Linked DNA regions of Homo sapiens: region 2 is linked to region 1. Evidence: read pairs that join two places in POLR2A ChIA-PET (ENCODE). Cell type or tissue: CD4-positive, alpha-beta T cell. All regions are shown on one strand. Links, peaks and the distances in the headings refer to the core of each region. The heading gives the core; the rest is flanking DNA. Region 1 has its middle 41 kb from the start of C5orf67. Region 2 has its middle 36 kb from the start of GPBP1.

Region 1 (4,395 bases), core at 72-4,071:
AACTAAGTCGTCTGGAAAATTGGCCTTCAGAGGTGGGCGCTTTAGCTCTGTCTCTTTGACGAAGCCTTCCCTGTCCACTGTAGCCAAGAGGGACTTCTTAAATTAGCTAAGATTCTTTTGGTTGCAAGCAACTGAAAAGACACTTTATCTCTAGGTTGAACAAATTAGAGCATTTGTAGGCTCCTGAAATCAGGGTGGGAATAAGTTTATTCTTAGGAATAAATGGAGCCTGTGGGGTGCTGAATGTGGCTCGCGCTAGTTCTTGAGAGCCAACTGTTTGATTTTGAGGGATTTTGTAAGCCAGTTGTTAAATATAACATTATTAAAAAATAAATGATATAAACTCATGAGTAAAAATTGTATTAAATACAAAAGTAATAAACTCTAAAACCTCATTACTTCTCAATTATTTTACCGCATTTTGCTATTATCTACACCTTTGAGATTCTTCATATCTGTGGTATTGGTATGGTGGAAACCCTGTACAGTGGTGTGCTATTATACATCTCTTTCCAACTTCATATGTATTGATGTCATGTTGGAAGCTTGAAAATGTCCGTAGTGGAGGCATTTAAACCATAGAAATGAATGAATGCTTAAAACCAAGGCTTAATCTATTGTTTTGTTGATTGTCTAGATTCTAGACTTAAGAAAGTGAGGAAGAAAATGTTGACAATGCAAATTGAACTTGAAAGTGTGTTGTATCTGCAGTTCTTACATTGTGAATAGCATCGAAAATTGCTAAGATCTTTCAGATTTTAAGAACAATTATTTGACTTGGCAAAGCAGTCAGTCATATCACTGAAAAGTGAGTCAAGCTCCAGTATGTGTCTTTGTTGATTTACTTTCATTTTACTCACCTAAAGAAAATTACCAACCACCATTTGTGTCAGAACTACATTTGGAGAACTAGTTGTTAATGACCAGCACACTGCTGTCTTTGATGTCTCTTATTTCATATTTCTAGTTATTTCTTGGTATTGACTCTCTTTCCTCAGACCAGCATCTTCCAACAGGCTAGAACTATGTGTTTTGGCAACCCCAAAGTTCATGTGCCCAAGCTTCATTTCACAAGAGGGTCAGAAAGAAGGAACTCTCTCACCTTAGTTCCAATTTGAAGACACCAAAGAAGAACTCTGATTGGTTTGATTTGTATCACACGATCAGGAATGCAGAGGTCTATGATTGGCCCAATAGAAGCACATTTTGTGTGTGTGTGTGTGTGTGTGTGTGTGCATGCACTCGCGCATTAGGGACAGGGGGATCTTGAAGACCAGATCCTCAGAAGAAAGAGATTGGGATTGAAAAAAAAGAAGAGGAGATGTAGATAGATGAAACAATAGATGTCTTTTTTACCATGTGACCATGTGAATTTAGGCAAGTTATTCAATCTTTCTGAACTTCAGTAAAATTGAGATAATTTAATCTCTTTCATCGGTTATTGTGAGGATTAAGTAAACAATGTGCACAAAGCATTTTGCATATAGCAAATACTCAGATAATAGTCGGGGAGCATTATTTGAGGTCGCATCATTTTTCCTAGAATGTACACTCTGAGAGGGTAGGTTTTTTGCTAATATTTTACGCCACTTTTAGCATCCTACGCAGCATTTTTCTTACACAGCATAAGTGAATATTTTTAGAAAATTTTAATAAATATTTCTAGCAATAACATCTTCACTGAGATAGACTCTACTGTAAATCTACTATGCTTATTACGTACTTACCATTTAATAGATAATGGAAATCACACCCTAGGCCTCACATGCCATCAAAAAGTTCTAACAGATTGAGTGTTTCTTTGAGCAGCAAGTAAGTGTGCATGCCTGGGAAACCCCAGTTTTTCCTGCCTGTTCACAGACCAAAAATAAAAAAGAGAGAGAGAATTCTTTGATCTAAGACAGATTTGCAGATAACCACTTACCTGGAACATATATCATTAGTTTACGTCTGGCTGGTGGAACTTTTTGTTTTCTTTGTCTGTGTTTTACTTTGGGGAGAAACAACCATTAGTGGCCAGCCATTGTTTTATATTTACATGCAAAAAAAGAGACAGAGAAAGGTTTCGAACTGAGGCCCCAGGTCCTGGGGACTAGAATATGCTTTATCTCTAGTATTCCTATCCAAGTTCCTGAAGCTGTCTGGGTGAGGCAGCCTGGGCCCTGTGCACGGGGCCTTGCTTTGCCTGTTTTTTCCATTCTCTGCTCTAGACTCCTCCCTATCTTATCTCTTGCTAAATCAGGGTAGTTCCTACAGTTAATTTGCCCAACTCACTTTGCATAATTTTTCCTCTGAGTTACCCCAGAAAGCTCTAACCAGGTTCACTGATTCCCACTCCAATCCTAGCCTCCCTCAATTATATTTCTGGGCAGCAGCATTCAGTCAAGCAGTTTGGTTTGTTTCAATTTGTGCCCATCTTCTCCACTGAGCAGTCCTGGTACTCTCGCCTCCCTATGGAACCACAGGGCCCTGCTTGCCCAGTGTGGCATTCATTCCCAGCAGCTCCATCTGGATCCAGTGGCCAGCTCCTTCTACCAAGTAGAGCTGATTGGGCAGCAGACAATGGCAAGGAAAACTGAAGAATGTCACTGGCCACAGGCCCGCTGAGAGTGAGACTCCTGTGCTCCCACTGTGTCATTTGTGATTTCCCTTTCTTGTGTCTTCTATGCCAGCATGGATTCAAACCTTTGGTTTTGTCTGGAAGTGTCCAGGTGAATAATTGTTATTCTTAAAATATTCTTCGATGTATGTGCAGAACTTCTGAATTCCATTATATGGAGAAATAAAAGCATCCGTTTTCTTCAGTGCTTCATTTTATACCTCAAATTCTGCTGAAGTGATTTAATTTTCTGGGAACCACCCTCTTTTATACTTTCCTGGTGAACTTCCTTTCCTAGGTTGACAAAGCAAGCTGAGGATTTTCCTACTAAGATTTTGAGTTTCCCTGTAGTCCCAGCTGCTCGGGAGGCTGAGGCAGGAGAATGGCGTGAACCTGGGAGGCGGAGCTTGCAGTGAGCAGAGATCGCGCCACTGCACTCCAGCCTGGGCGACAGAGCGAGACTCCGTCTCAAAAAAAAAAAAAAAAAGATTTTGAGTTCCAAGCAACAGAAGTTAACTTACCTGTGTATTTATCTATGGGTGTGCAGAGCAACTCCTTGTTATACTTTCATTTACAGAAGGGCAATAGTGACAACCTAACAATGCTTAGGTCAAAAGCAGGTCCCTGCTGTTGCAGAATAGAAGCTACCACAGAATGAGCGTGTACTGTGTGGCTACTATTGTACCAGGTACTTAATACATGATCTCATTTAGTCCTCAGAATAACTTGTTATGAGGAAACTGAGTCCCAGAAAGGTGAAGTAGCTAGATCAATATAACATGGAACCAAGATTTGGACTCGGACCTCCCCAGGCCTAGCACAATCCTCTCTTCATTATACTGCGTTGCTTGTTTTTCTTGTTGATAGGAAAGAGATTTGGCGAATTATCTTGGTGTCCCTTAAATCACACCAAGCCAGCATCTGTCTTTGTCCAAGGAGTCAGGCAGCGAGTCTTGTGTGTGTACATTTTCCCACCTTCAGAACCTTTGGCTCATGCCTTTACCATCACTGTTTCCCGCTGATTCTAGCAGACAGATGGGCCTCTTTCCCAACCTGGGTCATGAGCAGAGCGGTTCATGAAGGAGTTGTTCAGAATCCTGATTCCAGGTATAATCTGCATGAACCCCATTGAGAAGGAGCCCCTTCTCAGAAGGTATCAGTGCTCTTGTGGATTGGCAGGGTTGGTGGGGTGGGGTGGGGGAGTGGGCCTTACACAGTTCTTTCAGCCCAGGGCTACTGAATGTGTCACTGAACCCATGACTCTGCTTCCATGCTATTTCACAGAACCATTTAAAGAGCAGCATATGAAAGAAAACATTAAAAAACATAATTTTATTCAAGAGTACATTCCAAATGCCTTGGTATCGAAATCGCTCCTTCTACACCTTAAGTTGATTTCCCCTAATTTGGTTTTCCAGGTATGTGCAAAGAAATCATCCCTGTGTTTTAGATATTTGAAGTTTCCTAAAACTTCCTGTTCATCTCTTCTGAGCAAACCTTTGCTTTTCTCCCCAATCTTTTAGGTATTTCCTAGTCCGTTTGAGCTCTTAGCTGGTTTTGCATTTTTCTCTGCATCTCATCTAAATTTACCACCTGTTTAGGTTTTAATGTGATAATTAACAGAGTATATTAATATGCCCTGACTTGGAAATTCAATTTGACAAATATTTACAATTGGCTTTTCTGTACACAGCACAGCTATATGCTCTGTAGGACAAAAGAATGGGTGCTGGCAGGTCCCCACTCTTAACTGCCTTACCACCTGGTAAAATAAAAATGTAATTGTCTCAAAATTG
Region 2 (4,395 bases), core at 157-4,156, 490 kb before region 1:
AAATTTATATGGAACCACATAAGCCCCAGAATAGCCAAATATACCTTGAGCAAAAAGAACAAAACTGGAAAATCACATTATTGGATGTCAAATCATACTACAGAGCTGTAGTAACCAAAACAGCATAATACTGGCAGAAAAACAAACACATAGATCAGTGGAACAGAATAGAGAATACAGAAATAAATCCATACATCTACAATGAACTTACTTTTGACAAACATGCCAAGAATATACATTGCAGAAAAATCTTCAATAAATGGTGCTGGGAAAACTGGATATCATATGCAGAAGAATGAAACCTGATCAATATCTCTCACTTTGTACAAAAATGAAGTCAGGCCAGGCGAGGTGGTTCACGCCTGTAATCCCAGCACTTTGGGAAGCCGAGGCGGGTGGATTACCTGAGGTCAGGAGTTCAAGACCAGCCTGGACAAAATGGTGGTGAAACTCCATCTCTACTAAAAATACAAAAAATTAGCTGAGCATGGTGGCAGGCAACTGTAATCCCAGCTACTAGGGAGGCTGAGGCAGGAGAATCGCTTGAACCCCGGAGGCAGAGGTTGCAGTGAGCCGAGATCACGTCATTGCACTCCAGCCTGGGTGACAAGAGCAAAACTCCGTCTCAAAAATAAATAAATAAAAATACAAAAACTAGCCAGGCGTGGTGGCGCATGGCTGTAATCCCAGCTAATGGGAGACTGAGGCATGAGAATTGCTTGACCCAGGAGGCAGAGGTTGCAGTGAGCTGAGATCGTGCCACTGCACTCCAGCCTGGGCAACAGAGCAAGACTCTGTCTCAAAAACAAAAAAAAGTAATAATAATATATAGATATGCAGATTTTTTTTCTGAGACACGGTCTCCCTCTGTCACCCAGGGTGAGTGCAGTAGCAAGATCAGGCCTCACTGCAGTCTCGACCTCCCAGACTCAAGTGATCCTCCCACCTCAGCCTCTCAAGTAGCTGGGACTACAGGCATGTGTCACCACACCTGGCTAATTTTTTTTATTTTTTAATTTTTTATAGAGACAGGGTCTTGCTATGTTGCTCAGGCTGGTCTTGAACTCCCAGACTCAAGCAATCTTCCTGCCTCAGCCTTCCAAAGTGCTGGGATTACAGGTCTGAGCCACTGCACCTGGCCAGAAAAAAAAATATTTTTAAAAATTATAAAAGATAAAAATTAGCCATCTCAGAATGATGTGAGCAATTATTATTTTTTAAAAAACACTTCGAGGTATTTATTAGTGGTTATGGCATACAATCTACATGTGACATTTTTAGATAAGATAATTTAATAGACAGTGCCAGATAATGTTATCTGTTTGTATTGAATCTGCCTAAGGTTTTATTATCTGAGAGGCCTCAGGATTTCTTTTTTTCCCCCAAGAAAATCTTCCTTGTTGGTAAAATAGCTAAAACATTTAAAAGACAAAAATATATACGCTGGCTGGGCAGGGTGGCTCATGCTTGTAATCCCAGCACTTTGGGAAGCTGAGGCGGGAGAATCGCTTGAGACCAGGAGTTCAAGACCAGCCTGGGTTAACATAGTGGAACCCATCTCTACACACACACACACACACAAAAAAAAAAAAAAAAAAAAAAAAAAGAAGAAGAAAAGAAAAAAATTAGCTGGGTACATTGGCACATGCGTATAGTCCCAGCTACTTGGGAGGCTGAGGCAGGAAGATAGCTTGAGCCCAATAGGTTGTATTTATAGGTAAAATAGCACTGCTCAGATCCTATAGCAGCAGTAGAAGAAGAAAGTCAAGCTGTACAGCTGTGATGGTCCCACCAGTCCTAGCTCACAGGCAAGATGGGACCTAAAAGGGTTGCTGGTCAACAGGAATGGGTGGCTTGGAGACCTGATCCCAGAAGAGGGCAGCCAAGAGCTGCCTTAACCATTGAGGAAAGAATCAGAGGAGCCCTTCAAGGGTGACTTTAAAAGGGGTTCTGGGCCGGGACAGTGGCTCAAGCCTGTAATCCCAGCACTTTTGGGATCTGCCTCGGGCGGATCACGAGGTCAACAGATCGAGACCATCCTGGCCAATATGGTGAAACCTTGCCTCTACTAAAAAAACAAAAATAGCCGGGCCGGGTGGCGCGCCTGTAGTCCCAGCTACTCGGGAGGAGAATCGCTTGAACCGCGGAGGCGGAAGTTGCAGTGAGCCGAGATCGTGCCACTGCACTCCAGCCTGGGCGACAGAGTGAGACTCCATCACAAAAAAAAAAAAAAAAAAAAGGAAATAGAAAAAAAGTGTGTGTATGTATTTATAATCAAGGTCCACAAAAGGAACTTTTGCCTATTTAAATATACACAATAGTTATGATACACTTGAAAATACAATAAAGGTATGCTCTAATGATGAGTTTGAGGGCACTTTCAGGACTAGAAGCTAGAAGGAAGCTGTGATGTAACATTGTATTATGACTTAAACCTCCCTTGGAGCATTCTTGGAAGTAAGAGCTAAAGCTTAAATGCTACCCAGGTGTTATCTGAAGTCTCCTACCTACGAGATCTAGACAAGATTGGCTTGAATGCTAGTTACTCACTATGAGAAGTCCAAAGCCCTCCCTAAGATTTCTGTGACTCTCTGGGAGGGAGGAGGTAGATGTTGGGGAAGGTATGACGTTCTCATGGTCACCTTTATATGTATAAACAAAGCATTTAGAACAAATCCTGGCATGCCTTGTAAGTATTAGCTATTTTCACCTCTTCATTTTTCTTCCTCCTCCTCCTTCTCCTTGACTTTCTCTGCTTCTGGCTTCCACTAAGCAGGGTCAGTTAATAGATTGTCACCTTATTTCTGACACAGCTGTTCCATTCTGCACCATGCGGATCCATTGGTTAATTTCATTACCTGTTTCAATTGATACATACTTATAATACCACTACTCACTCCACTGCTCACCTCCCACCCCACACCCACCTCCACAGATGTTATTATCTGTTAACATGAAGTTTGTTTTTTTTTTTTTAGACGGAGTCTTGCTGTGTCGCTCAGGCTAGAAGTGCAAATAGCACAATCTCTGCTCACTGCAACCTCTGCCTCCCAGATTCAAGCAATTATCCTGTCTCAGCCTACTGAGTAGCTGGGACTACAGGCGCACATCACCACAAATTTTTGTATTTTTAGTAGAGACGGGGTTTCACCATATTGATCAGGCTGGTCTCAAACTCCTGACCTCATGTGATCCAACCACCTCAGCCTCCCAAAGTGCTGAGATTACAGGCATGAGCCGCTTTGCCCAGCCAACATGAGGTATTTTTGCTTTTGTTTTTTGAGACAGGTTCTTGCTCTGTTGCCCAGGCTGGAGTGCAGTGGCAAGATCATGGCTCACTGCAGCCTCAACTTCTTAGGCTCAATTGATCCTCCCACCTCAGCCTCCCAAGTAGCTGCTACCACAGACACATGCCATCATGCTCAGCTAATTTTTTAACATTTTTTTTTCTAGAGACAAGGTCTCATCATGTTGCCCAAGCTGGTCTTCAACTCCTGGCCTCAAGTGATCCTCCCACCTCAGCCTCCCAAAGTTTGGGGATTTAACAGGTGTGAGCCACTGCACCCAGTACATTTTTGTTTTTTATCAGACTTTGATGAAAATTTTGGGAGTGAAAATGAATGAGGTATGGGTATTCACAGCTCAACAACATGAACCCTTCCACTTGAATACTAGATACTTCTTTTTTTTTTGAGACAGAGTCTTGTCCTGTCACCCAGGCTGGAATGCGGTGGTGCGATCTCAGCTCACTGCAACTTCTGCCTCCCGACTTCAAGCGATTCTCCTGCCTCAGCTTCCTGAGTAGCTGCAACTACAGGCGCGTACCACCACGCCCAGTTAATTTTTGTATTTTTAGTCTGTAGGGTTTCCCCATGTTGGCCAGGCTGGTCTTGAACTCCTGATCTCAGGTGATCTGCCTGCCTCGGCCTCCCAAAGTTCTGGGATTACAGGCATGAGCCACCGCTCCCAGCCAAATACTAGATACTTCTTAAAAGTTCTTTTCCAAGGAATTTTTCTTTTTCTTTTCTTTTCTTTTTTTTTTTTTTTTTTTTTCGAGACGGAGTCTCGCTCTGTCACCCAGGCTGGAGTGCAGTGGCGGAATCTCACAGGTTCACGCCATTCTCCTGCCTCAGCCTCCCGAGTAGCTGGGACTACAGGCACCCGCCACCTCGCCTGGCTAATTTTTTGTATTTTTTAGTAGAGATGGGGTTTCACCGTGTTAGCCAGGATGGTCTCCATCTCCTGACCTCGTGATCCGCCCGCCTCGGCCTCCTAAAGTACTGGGATTACAGGCGTGAGCCACCGTACCCGGCCCCAGGGAATTTTTCTATTGGCTTCTGACTCATATAGGTATTTAGTAACACCCTGGCTAGATTGTTTCTCTTCTCTCCTGGG

What was found. ChIA-PET counts read pairs that join two places held together with the same protein. Peaks named below come from ENCODE experiments on the same cell type or tissue, not always from the same donor. Only the 100,000 strongest peaks of a DNase experiment are listed, where the experiment ranks them.
Region 2: POLR2A ChIA-PET joins it to region 1 with 5 read pairs; 2 of 35 experiments call an interaction of 5 or more read pairs at or near these places.

Annotation. Positions count from the first base shown.
Region 1 is chr5:56,645,109-56,649,503 of GRCh38, reverse strand. No RefSeq gene overlaps it. Among named protein-coding and RNA genes, the nearest start is that of C5orf67, 41 kb to the right of the region's middle. In CD4-positive, alpha-beta T cell, for the core only: no CTCF peak of the experiment used is centred there; a DNase peak (open chromatin) is centred at 1,843.
Region 2 is chr5:57,135,766-57,140,160 of GRCh38, reverse strand. No RefSeq gene overlaps it. Among named protein-coding and RNA genes, the nearest start is that of GPBP1, 36 kb to the left of the region's middle. In CD4-positive, alpha-beta T cell, for the core only: a CTCF peak has its summit at 1,896 (motif pointing right); a DNase peak (open chromatin) is centred at 1,860; H3K4me3 peaks cover 233 bases; H3K27me3 peaks cover 216 bases.